Regions from separate parts of the Homo sapiens genome. Here region 1 is linked to region 2. A link is a contact called in ENCODE Hi-C data. All regions are on one chromosome and are shown on one strand. The core of a region is the stretch at or near the end of the contact, and the rest is flanking DNA. Distances in the headings are between cores, read along the strand shown. Region 1 holds the start of CTLA4 (cytotoxic T-lymphocyte associated protein 4). Region 2 has its middle 31 kb from the start of CD28.

Region 1 (6,349 bases), core at 393-2,892, 200 kb before region 2:
TGGCTAAAACATAGCCATGTGAGTATTTTTGAAGCCTTGATGTAATCATACATTTGTTTAAGAAATAAAAGGCATAAAATTTAACTTGAAAAGATCATTTCGGCTATAAACGTCTCATACGTAAATATAAGGTGTGTACAATATAGTCTTCTCCCTCGCTCCCTGCCTTTTCCTTCTTTGGGCTGTGCCATTCCCTAACTTAATTCCTTGACCCACATCATAATGCTGCATCCCCATATTAATCCCAAGTGATGCTTTCACTGAAAGTGGAGCTGATGTGACAGAAACATCCCAGCTCTGTCTTTCTACTCCTTTGCTTTAAATTGTAGTACACGTAATTTGGGTTCCGCATCCAACTTTATATTAAAGAGAGATGAATTCCCCCCAAATGCACAAACAAATAAAAATAGCTGGATAGCAAAAAAGTTAGAATTGCCTCAGCTCTTGGAAATTGAAATATGGACTCTCTTCTTCATAATGGTTTCTCAATTGATGGGAATAAAATAAGGCTGAAATTGCTTTTCACATTCTGGCTCTGTTGGGGGCATTTTCACATAGACCCCTGTTGTAAGAGGGCTTCTTTTCTTTAGCTGTCAAACACAAAAAGAAACAGTAATTACTACTGAGGAATACGGAAGCCACTTCTAACCATAATAGAACTCAACACATATTGGGTCCCTAGCTGGTTAAAAATGAATGTTCACAGCATACAGAATTATAAACCTCAGGAGATTTTCTTGATTCAGCTATTAAAATTTATTTTAGATAAATAACTGTGATTTTGATGTTAAATGGCAATCATTTGCCTTGAATGGAAGATAGGAGAAAGAGACTTTGAGAAAGCTTCAGAAAGAACACCCAGAAAGCCTATGATAATTGATCAATCTTGTCTGCAAGGGAACAAGCTTGATAAGATAATAAGCTTTAGTTATCCTGTTTGAGAGCTGTATTTCTCATCCCCACTGCTGAACCTACAGCAAAGGACATCTCTGTCAGGTTGGGTAGAGGATGTTGGAATAGAGTATATCTTTGTGTATGTGTATAAGAGACAGAGAGGGAGAAAGAGAGAGAGAGAAAGAGCGAGAAGAAGGAAGAGGAAGAGAAGAAGGGAGAGAGGGAGAAGGGAGAGTTTGTAATGGCAAAGCTGGCCTTAGGCAGAGGTGTCTGAGAGGGACTGTCAAAAAGAAATCCTGACAGGAGGCCTGATTCCATAATTCTACCTCTTCTACCACCAATACCAACACCTGTGATAAATAAAAACTGGGACTTTCACTTCCTGGCTGAAGGGGAAGGCAAAACGTCCCAGTCAAGCAAACTGGATAACAGGGATAGGTGTCATGTGAGCAGCTACAGCTTCGACAAGGAAGGCACCAGAGTGGCACCCAGAGGTGACTTCCAGGTGATGGAGAGGGACATGGAGAAGGAGAATAAAGACCATCCAAGTGGTCCTCTCTAGCAGCATTCTGCCCAGCCTAATCTCATGTTTCAGGGCTGTTAGCTTAAGTACAGTTGTCATGAAGACAAAGAGCAAAACAGCTGCCCCATGTTATTGCAACGGTTACTCAAATTGAAACCCTGCTCAGAAGCACATGAACATTCAATGTCAAACAAATTCATCTAAAATATTAGTCATTCTGAAACCTCAAATGCCAATGCCTACGGTTCTAGTGCGTTCTTTACCACTGTCCTTCCTCTTCATTTATTGCCTCATCTCATCTCAAGAACACTAAACTCAACATCATCTTTTGGCCAGTTGATACCACTAAAGGTATCCCCATCAGACATGGTGCACCATCAGCACCACACTCACCATTTTGCTCAAAGAAACAGCTGTGAGGAGAAAGCTATAAAAAAACAACCCCGAACTAACTGCTGCAAGGATCCAGAGGAGGAAGTCAGAATCTGGGCACGGTTCTGGATCTGCAACAGAAAACAAAGCAGAGCCTCCCTGAGACAGTTTTAAACTCTAGGGCTCTACTCCCCAACATTGGTGAAAAAAGGACATTAGAGCTTCCAGGCCTTGAGGTCCACCCCTAAATTGCATGGGTAGCCCACCAATAGGTTTGGCTATTTGGGACTACTTCCCCAGGAGCATCATATCATATCAAAAGTACAGATCAAACGTCATGATGGTTAGCACTCCAGAGCGAGAGCCCCAACTTCCCCAAATCATTTTATTTTACAGTCAGAATGCTATTAAGGTTGCCACCCACAATAAGCAAGGCTACCATGTGGTACAGAACTCTTAAAGAGAATGTCCACAGTCCTAAAAGTAAACCTCCTGAAATTAAGGAACAAAACTGTTTTTGTGCATAGAAGACTGCAATGCAACAGGTGTCAACTCAGTGAAATGGCTTTGCTCACCAATTACATAAATCTGGGTTCCGTTGCCTATGCCCAGGTAGTATGGCGGTGGGTACATGAGCTCCACCTTGCAGATGTAGAGTCCCGTGTCCATGGCCCTCAGTCCTTGGATAGTGAGGTTCACTTGATTTCCACTGGAGGTGCCCGTGCAGATGGAATCATCTAGGAAGGTCAACTCATTCCCCATCATGTAGGTTGCCGCACAGACTTCAGTCACCTGGCTGTCAGCCTGCCGAAGCACTGTCACCCGGACCTCAGTGGCTTTGCCTGGAGATGCATACTCACACACAAAGCTGGCGATGCCTCGGCTGCTGGCCAGTACCACAGCAGGCTGGGCCACGTGCATTGCTAGCATGGAAAAGCCAAAGGGAACTCAGTGAACTCATGCTCCTTCATGGCCAAGCCCAGGCAAGCCCTTCTGCCTTCTAGCTTCATCCCCACGGCCTTTTCTCCCCCCTTCAACGAATCTATCACTTACCCCTTCCCCTCTCCACACCCCCAGCCTCCCCTCCATCTCTCAACTGTTTTCCAGCTACTCTCCATAAAGATATTTTCTTACTGAGAAATAGATTCTTCAAGATGGTTGTGGCAGGAAGAACACTGATATGACAAACAGAAGACCTGGCTCTACCATGAAATATGTGATTTGGGGCAAGTCACACTTCCCCCATGTCCTTCATTTTTTTCACATATAGTAAGAGATAATTAGATGAGATGATATGTTCTCTGGTATTCTAAGGTTATGATAGAATGATAGGAGCTATATAGCTCCGGAACTATAATGAGTGGTAGGGGAAATTCTGAAGGTTGAGGTACAGAATCTTGCTTTATCTCTCAAAGTATATGTCAAAAACTTCTGCCTACTTAGTGAGCTGGCCCTGAACCTCTGTCACCCAGGAGTAGCTGTGTCTTGATGCACTGTACCAGCCTCCGCCTTCCCTGGCATTGTTGTAGAGTGGAAGATGTTGTTAGATGAAGGAAGCCACAGAGCCGAGGGCACCAGGTCGCTTCCTCTCTAGGTTGAGGCAACCCTGCTGTTAACTCCTGTGGGCTTCCCCTGACACCACCGCTGCCTCTCTGCCCTTTATTTCTCCTTCCCTTGAACACTCCCATGCTCCTTTGTTCTCTTTTCCCACAGGATAAAGGAGACCAGCTCTCCATACAGAGAGGCTTGCATCAACTCAAAAATAGTGGCTGCATGCCAAATTACCTTCCTGTAACTAACCAGGCCCCTCTCCAGTCAGTCTGACAAGTGAAACTCAAAACTTGTGTTGCATGATGTCACTCATCTGCTCAATCCCTTTGACACTTTACTAACACTGATCGCAAAAACAAATACAATAAATAACATTCAATGAGTCCCCCATGATCCAATTCCAATCTATCACTCTGGTCTGAATTTCTAGGACACACTTTCCTGCTTATAAATCACCCTATATTAGAGACACTAGTCCCTTCCACCAAGCCACTTGCACGGGACATCTGTCCTCAGAAGAGAAAACAGTTTGGCAGCAGCCATTGTCATGTCTATTCCAGCAGCTCTAGCTAGCTAGACTACAGCTTCCTTCCCTAACCCTCACCTCTGCCTATCAGAGATGCCCTCTGAGCATCCTTAGCACTGTGATAACTCCATTGCAGTAGTTCATTACTTTCTGCTCTGTATTAAAGTTATTTGTGAGCTAATCATATCTCCTCACTCTTTTACTTGTGGTTCATGAACTCCTGTGAGCAGTGATTATAGCCCACCCAAGTGAGCACTCAATAATCTTTATTGTATTGACTCTAAGCTTAAGAAATCCTAAATGTCCTGCCCTCTCCCCAAGCAAGCTCACACTCATCACCACTAAATGCGGTCACACTCAACTTTCCAGTATTGGGAGGGTCCTGTTACTGGTTGAGATAAATTTACTTTAGGAAATTTAAATACTTCTAAGAGTGTTTATTTAATCTTTACATATTTAAAACATGTAAAAATAAGAAAACATATATGAATATTTCTTCTCCAGTAAAAATTAAATCATCAAATATCTTTTGAGTACCTACTTCATACAAACTACATGGTTTCTTAACCAAGAAGGTCTAGAGAGAGATAAGGTTGAGATTCAATGGATATACTCATCATTTTAAGCCGTGTAACAAACCTGGTGTCAGTCTCTGAAGAGCTGAAAACTGAGGATCTGCATCTGAAACCCACACGTAGGTCAGGCAACAATTAAGTATTGTATGCCAAACAGACTGGTGGCTTTCTTTCTTTCCTTTTCCTTGTCTTTTTTTTTTGGCAATTTCAAACTTTTATTTTTAAATAATTGGCTAATTAGCTAGTAGAATTGATTAAGAGAACCTTAAAACCTTGAATTAAGTAAAGAAGGCATTCTTCCCACAATTTCCCTACATTTTAAACAAGCTGGCTAATTCATTTATAAAGTATATGAATCCGAGGACCTTAAAACCTTGAATTGTATAGCAAAAAAACTCTTCCCAGGATTTGCTTAAGTCAATTTTTTTTAAAGGAACTTGTGAGCTCATCCTGAAACCCAGCTCAAATGTATTCAGGACTATGGCTATCCTTTCCCTCTTAAATCACTTCCAGTCTCATAGAAGGGTCTGAAATTGCCTGTGTCTCTCTACTAAACCAACTCACATGCATTCATGAAGCCCCTACTAAATACCTGGCGCTCTGTTCTGAGCTATCTCTTTGCCTTATTTGCTGCCGCCCAACTGCTCCCTGCTGGCCCTGGAATACAGAGCCAGCCAAGCCAGATTGGAGTTTTACCTTTAACTTCTGGCTTTGCTATAAATCACTGCCTTTGACTGCTGAAACAAATGAAACCCAGGTAGGAGAAACACCTCCTCCATCTTCATGCTCCAAAAGTCTCACTCACCTTTGCAGAAGACAGGGATGAAGAGAAGAAAAAACAGGAGAGTGCAGGGCCAGGTCCTGGTAGCCAGGTTCAGCTGAGCCTTGTGCCGCTGAAATCCAAGGCAAGCCATGGCTTTATGGGAGCGGTGTTCAGGTCTTCAGGAAGTAGAGCAAAACCTTTCAGGATCCTGAAGCTTTGAAATGTGTTTGAACCCACACAGAATCAAGGACTTTATATAGATAGCTTTGATCCCAGATATGTATTACACATGTGCACACACAGAAGGCACTTGAATAGAAAGCCTTTTTGTTTTGGTTTTACGAGAAAGGAAGCCGTGGGTTTAGCTGTTACGTCGAAAAGACAACCTCAAGCACTCAACTGAACAAAACAAGCCAATCCATGGATGGAAAATGTATTCAATTTGAAACTGAAGCTTCATGTTCACTTTGAGGATCTGGATAACTAAGTGGAGACTTGGAGAATTTCCTGGAGTACAAGGGTCCTCCTAAATCCCAATTTTATTCAATCTTCTGGGCATCCTTAACCATCCAGTCCAATTCATTTCATTGACAACTCCAAAACTACTAGGCTGCTAACTTTCTGAGCCCTTGGGCTAATGGCAGGATTTGTCTAGGCATCATTAATAAAAACTGTATTCTATCTGTGAAGCACCATCCTTCTAATGGTCCCTTGACAGCTTTACAAATAAGTTTATTTCTCCTAAATCCATTTAGCATTTGGTTAAGAGAAAAAAACTAAAATCACAAGAAATAAACTGAAAATAGGCGGAAAAGAAGCTGCCTCTGGTTTTGCAGAAGGAAAGAATTCAGGTGTTCTTAAAAGCCTTAACTCAACAGAGACAAAACAGAGTTGAAGAAGGTCCAAAGAAAAGCCAACCCAAATGATTCAAGAGATTAGAGCCGTCCATAAAAGGATAGACTTTTTTTTCTAATACAAATTTTTCAAGCAGAAAATTCAAAAGTGAAGATTAAATATAACCAGAGTCCTTAAATTTGTGACAGCTGTAGACAGGACCAATGATCTAACAAAAAGAATTTGAAACATTGAGGACCTTCCTTAAATCTGGAGAGTTTTCATACATTTTAATAAAGAAAGAAACATTC
Region 2 (6,215 bases), core at 3,043-5,542:
TTAGTAACAAATGCAACTGGTATAAATAAATTTGGGAATAAACCAAGTTTACTCTAAGTAAGCATAAAACTGAAGAGAACAGAAGCGTAGGGTATAACAGTGAGTAGCCTACTAACATAGAGTGTGCAGAGTGCCATGGACCTCAGCGGGATGCATTAAAGAGGATGTGGAGAACCTCTTAATCTGGCAAGTCAATTAAGTGAGAGTCAGTTATGAAAATGTCTACTGTACATGTATCCCTGAAACTATAGATTCTGTAAATTAAAATCTGCAGGCTGGGCGTGGTGGCTAATGGCCTGTAATCCCAGCACTTTGGGAGGCTGAGGTTGGCAGATCACGAGGTCAGGAGGTTGAGACCAGTCTGGCCAACATGGTGAAACCCCGTCTCTACCAAAAAAAAAAAAAAAAAATTAGCCGGGCGTAGTGGTGTGCGCCTGTAATCCCAGCTACTCGGGAGGCTGAGGCAGGAGAATTGCTTAAACCTGGGAGGCAGAGGTTGCAGTGAGCCAAGATTGTGCCACTGCACTCCAGCCTGGGCAACAGAGCAAGACTCTGTCTCAGGGAAAAAAAAAAAAAATCTGCAAATAAGCAAAAAATGATTTACCTCTTACCACTTCATTTCCAATACAAATAGTCGATCTGGGGCTATATTTGTTGGGTTTATAGTAAGGCTATTGAGAAGCCTATCCATTTGCCTCAAGCTTCTCCACCATTTGGTAGTCATGGTACCATTTTGGCTTCATTCAATAATGGTCATTTCCTAGTTGGTGTTGCAGTATAAATATCAAGCTCTTTAAGATAAAGTAGCTTCACCCAGAAGTAAATTACCTCCTCTACAAAGCATGAAGATACAATTAAAGCCAGTGTCTCTCAATCATTTGTTTTCATTATTGTTGTCCCTCTAAAAAACATTTTCAGACATTTTTTAATTGCCCCCCACAAAATTTTAATATCATATAAACTATGTATCTGTTTTATATATATAATATATATATATATGTATCTTTATACATGAGAAAGTAAGATTACATATACTCACAACCAATTTTCACTTCCTTGGGGGTGACATAGCCCCTGTTGAGGATGCATGACTCATGGCATATGAAGTGCAACCTGTTATAAGGTTCTTATTTGGCTGTCCTCCATGGTTGACAAGGTAAACACAAACGGGAGGCTCATTTGGGGAGATGGAGGTAGTCTACTTTAATGGTGAAGCTGTGAGTAGTGACCCATACTTCTATTTTTTTTTCATTTCTTTTTTTTTTTTTTTTTTGAGATGGAGTCTCACTCTGTCACCCAGGCTGGAGTGCAGTGGTGCGATCTTGGCTCACTGCAACCTCTGCCTCCTGGGTTCAAGCAATTCTCCTGCCTCAGCCTCCCAGGTAGCTGGGATTAGAGGCATGTGCCACCATGCCCAGCTAATTTTTATATTTTTAGTAAAGACAGGGTTTCTTCATGTTGGCCAGGCTGGTCTCGAACTCCTGACCTCAGGTGATCCACCCACCTCAGCCTCCCAGAGTGCTGGGATTACAAGAGTGAGCCACCGCGCCCAGCTCACTTCTTTTATTCTTTCTTTCTATCTCTCTTGCTGTCTTTATTCTTACCAACTCAGCTCTCATATTTTTATTAAAATGGTAAACAATTCAACACCAGACTAGGAATAAAGGAGACAGTATTTTCAAACATTTTACAATATTAAACAACAGTAGCAAATATGCCTTTCCTTTTCAAATTATTAGCAGTTTCTTTTATCTGAGAAGTAAAATATCTGTGAATACTATTATCCAGTGTCATCACACCATTTCATGTGCCCTCTCACCTTCATACTTGTTTATTGTCAGTAGCATATATATCATGTGTATTAGCAGCACAGTTCAGAGATCCACGATAGCATTCAGAAAAAAGAAAAAAAATCAAAAATGAGAAAAATATGGAAAGAAAGGGAAAGAACATTGGGTGGGGAAGAGGAATCCTGATTTATATCCAAAAATTTCAAAGGGAACTATGAAATATCAACTTAATAGTAGTTTATTGTCCTACTATATTAAGGAGGTCAGTTTGTTCCTTCAATGTTCATCTTCTAATACCAAAGAGTTATTTTCTTAGATCTGGAGCCAAAAAAAAAATGTGTATCCTGTTCTGTGTATAATTATTTCATAAGCTTCTAAGAGTAGTCTTTCTGACATTTGGAGAGCAGTGCAAATTTTTGTTACTCTTATTTTCTATCTCTATATCCATCTGTCATCTCATTTGCTTCTCTGGTTTGTTTGTTTGTTTTCATTCTTCCATTTCCCTTTCCTGGTATATCCTCTCATACTCTTAATGTGCAGGAATAACACCCCTGATTATAGACGATGGTAATTAGAGCTCTAAAACTTCCGTGCAAAATTGGATTCTGACTTGCGTGATAGTTATCAGGATGACGAGAAAACAACTTTGGGGAAAATCAAAGTACCACTAATGATTAGCTGGTGTTTGCCCAAAAAATGGGTTTTGCTATTAACAGTTGGGCCAACCTAGGCAGCTAAAATACCTAGAATGAATGCAATTTATTTGCTTTTCCCTGTAGAAATTATGCATCTTGATTTTACAAACTCAATTACTGCAAGAAGCTAGAAGGGAAAAGAGGAAGCAAGCATAAGACACATTTCTTATAGGCATCCAAAAACTTGGCAAAACTTTAAATTTTCCTGCCATTTTCAACTCAAATCTTTTATTTCAGTATTTTTACCTACATTGTTTCTTTTGATAGAATTAGGAATCAAGTATTTGAGTGATTATTTATATAAAGTTTGTCTTCCTCCATCAGACTGTACACTCCACAAGAGCCAATGCCTTGTCTATTGTGCTCACCATTACATCCCCATGACAAACATGTGGCCTGTACATGGTAGACGCTCAATGCATTAGTGTTATTGAATAGACTGGATGGGAGATTCGGTTAGTTGTGCAATTAAAGAGATTGGATGGGAAGAATAGTTTGATATGACACTTTTCTCGATGCAAAATGATGCTGTGAAAACAACTGTTATTTTTATTCATTCATCTTGATTCCTTTATTTATTCATCCTAGAGCTATGTGGTGCCTGAACAAAGACTATTAAGACAGTCCCTGGCTTTTAGTGACTCATAGTCTACAGAGAGAGACAGACATAAACCAATAAGTCATAACACAGTGAGAGATGAGAAATAATAAATATCAAGTCAAAGGAGAGAGAAAAATAGCAATCCAATTGTCTCTTGTTGAAATCAGAGTTGTATCTCAGGCAGGCAACCGTCTAAAGTAGAAAAAAATAAAGGACTTAGAACTGAATTTTTGTTTGGTTTTGCTTTGTAATGGGATCATTGAAAATGAAGCCAAACTAAACTGGGGGCTTTGTCCATCTAACTCTATTCAGGTCTTTGTTTAAATATAACTCCTTCAGAGAAATCTCCTCTGATCCCTTGCTGCACACACCCGCTGGGTTAGGTCCCCTCCATGCCCTTTCACTTGACTGAGAAGTCCATAAGGCCAAAGAACATGTTTGTCTAGTCCGCTAACTATTGTATCTCCAGAGACTAGAACTGTCTCTGGCACTTAGTAGGTGCTCAATAAATGTTTAATGAATAAAGTTTCCCTTGCAATGTATTTACTTTTCTTTTTTCAAACCAATTTATCTCACTTTTCCACTCTACAAACAGAAAAAAAACTTCTCCTCTCCAAATAATCTTCTTTGCCTTTTCCTTCAAGATGACTATTTTTCTAATGTTTCAAGACATTATCATTCAATAACTGGAAGTAAATTACATTTTGTATATCTACATCCAGTAGGGAATTGGACCTGAAGAGATACCTGAGGCGTCTTCCTCCACCCCTGCCGAGCATCCTCAAAGACTAGGCCTGTTTGTAGACTCCCAGTTTTCCCATGGGGTTTCTCCACACCTCATATGCACAGTTTCCACAAGATTTGGGCTGAAGAAGGGAGACTTTCTCTTGGAGAGTGAAGTGTTCTCAAGGGAACAATGAAAAGTCAGCATTTACTATCTGTGCCCGAAATTAATTCTTACCCTTTGCTTTCAGGAAAGCGAGGAGGAGCAGCACAAAACCCCAGTTTAAGGCTTGATGTGCTTCAGATATTTAGAAACAGAAATTTAAGAAAGACCCTGAAAGAGCTTCCAGTCCTAAAGCAACAAGTTCTGAGGTCAATGGAGCCTGTGTCTGGTGCTTCCCCAGGCCATCTGGCAGCCAGAGAGAGATATTTTAAGTCATGGCAAGGCATGTGGCAACCTCAAAAACCACACCCTTTGAATGTCAGCCTCCTCCACCAACATGGGTTAAGTCTGACATGAGGCAAGAAATAAAGGCCAGGCCATGAGGACATCAGCCCCACTGAAATGCTGTTGACTTTCAAAAAAATATATGATTAGTACAAGTTTCTTATTCTTTTATTTACTAAATGTTCTGCTGAAAACTGGAAAAGTCAGTCAAATTTGGATGTTTCCAGATGTCCAGATGTGTCCTAGATACAGCCTAGATGTCAAGAAGAAACTTGAATTGATTTAAATATGGGGTATTTTTTTTCACTGTAGAAATATCTCTTCTGAATTATACACAGTCTTTCACATGACCTGGGAGGAAAAAATAAAATATAATTACTGAGGAGGGATATGGTTGATGCTCACAAATATTGGCTAAAAGTAGACATAGGACTAGAAAAGAAAAGTTTAAAAGTTTCTTTTAATAGTGTCCTTTTCTCACACACACACATTAAAATGATTACTAAAAGAAAATATGGGGACTTTTCAGCTGGGATGTCTTGTTTAGAGCGGGGATTGAGAGGTGAAGCCAGCAGGACTTCCTTGGTCGAGTGGGGACTTGGAGAACTTTCCTGTCTTACAAGAGGATTGTAAAACGCACCAATCAGCACTCTGTAGCTAGCAAGAGGATTGTAAAATGCACCAATCAGCACTCTGTACAACGCACCAGTCAGCGGTCTGTAAAATGCACCAATCAGCAGGATCCTAAAAGTAGCCAATCGCAGGGAGGATTGAAAAAAGGGCATTCTGATAGGATGAAAACAGAACATGGGAGGGGCCAATAAGGGAATGAAAGCTGGCAACCCCAGCCAGCAGCTGTAACCCACTCGGGTCCCATTCCACGCTGTGGAAGCTTTGTTCTTTCACTCTTCACAATAAACCTTGCAACCCTCAAAAAAAAAAAAAAAAAAAAAAAGGAAAGAAAAGAAAAAAGAAAAGAAAAGAAAACATGGGGACTTCGTAAAAGTGTATTAAATACATACTTGCTGTTTTCTTTGGAACAGATGTTACATCATTATGTACCAACTGTAACAACTGATGTAACTGAAATCTCCTGGAATTTCCTGTTGATTCTTATTTCATCTAGAAATAAGGATTTCTCTTTGTTTTTTTTTAGCTAAAATAATTCACCTTTAGGGGAGGAGTACCACCTTCTGAGGTCCCGAGTTGATGGCAGCAGACAGAACATCTCTGGATGACCTGGTTCTGGTACCAGTCCTGCTACATATTATTCACCAGAAAAATAGACCAAAGTTCTCACCATAAAAAAAAGAAAAAAGAAAAAAAGATAAGTATGTGAGGGAATTTATATGTCAATTATCCTGCTTTTGCCATTCCACAATGTATACATATATCAAAACATCATGTTGTACACCATCAATGTATACAATTTTTGTCAATTAATTAATTAATTGAACTAGATCAAAGAATTGCTCTAAGATTCTTCTTCTTGCCAGTGTCCCACAATTCTTCAGTGCCCCCACAATTATTTTGAAGACAAATCAGGGAAGGACTGGGTCAAGGGTCTGCCTAAATACACCGTGCAGCTAACTGTTCACTGGAGTTTTAGAGCTTGCTCTCAAAACTTATGAGCCAGATACTACTTAGCCCAGGGCCTGGTGGCTAGGCTGGTTCTCTCATTTCTAATCGAGGGCCTCTGTTGCAAACATGCTCTGCTAGATCCTCAGTTATACCAAGAAGCAGCCAAGCTTGATGCCCCTCTTTGTATTTATTGGAGCTGGAGGTCCTGGAGCAGCAGTGTATCTCTTGTGTCTGGCATTGTTCAATCCAGATGTTAGTTGGGACAGAAAGAATAACCCAGGGCCCTGGAACAAACTGAGTCCCAAGGATCAATACAAGTTCTACTCAGTGCATATGGATTACAGCAAACTGAAGAAAGAAGGTCCAGATTTCTAAGT

What was found. Hi-C counts contacts between places; a loop is a spot of excess contacts on that map. Pooled maps may share reads with other maps.
Region 1: a loop to region 2 is called in a map with no recorded cell type, with 6 times the contacts of the local background. The contact joins two enhancer-like sites. A Hi-C loop is called at or near these places in 6 of 37 single-sample maps with no recorded cell type and 4 of 50 pooled maps.

The regions. Positions count from the first base shown.
Region 1 is chr2:203,866,949-203,873,297 of GRCh38, reverse strand. It overlaps CTLA4 (cytotoxic T-lymphocyte associated protein 4), which reads right to left and starts at 5,527. Exons shown (of 4, transcript NM_005214.5): 1 at 5,247-5,527; 2 at 2,365-2,712; 3 at 1,811-1,920; 4 at 1-590. The coding sequence starts at 5,355. The coding sequence ends at 486. RefSeq lists a silencer at 1,425-1,514 and an enhancer at 1,735-1,844. Within about 2 kb of position 1,642, at least 2 of the 41 ENCODE cell types and tissues checked have a DNase peak (open chromatin) inside an H3K27ac peak, as active enhancers do.
Region 2 is chr2:203,672,173-203,678,387 of GRCh38, reverse strand. It overlaps the pseudogene LOC100287498. Among named protein-coding and RNA genes, the nearest start is that of CD28, 31 kb to the left of the region's middle. Within about 2 kb of position 4,292, at least 4 of the 41 ENCODE cell types and tissues checked have a DNase peak (open chromatin) inside an H3K27ac peak, as active enhancers do.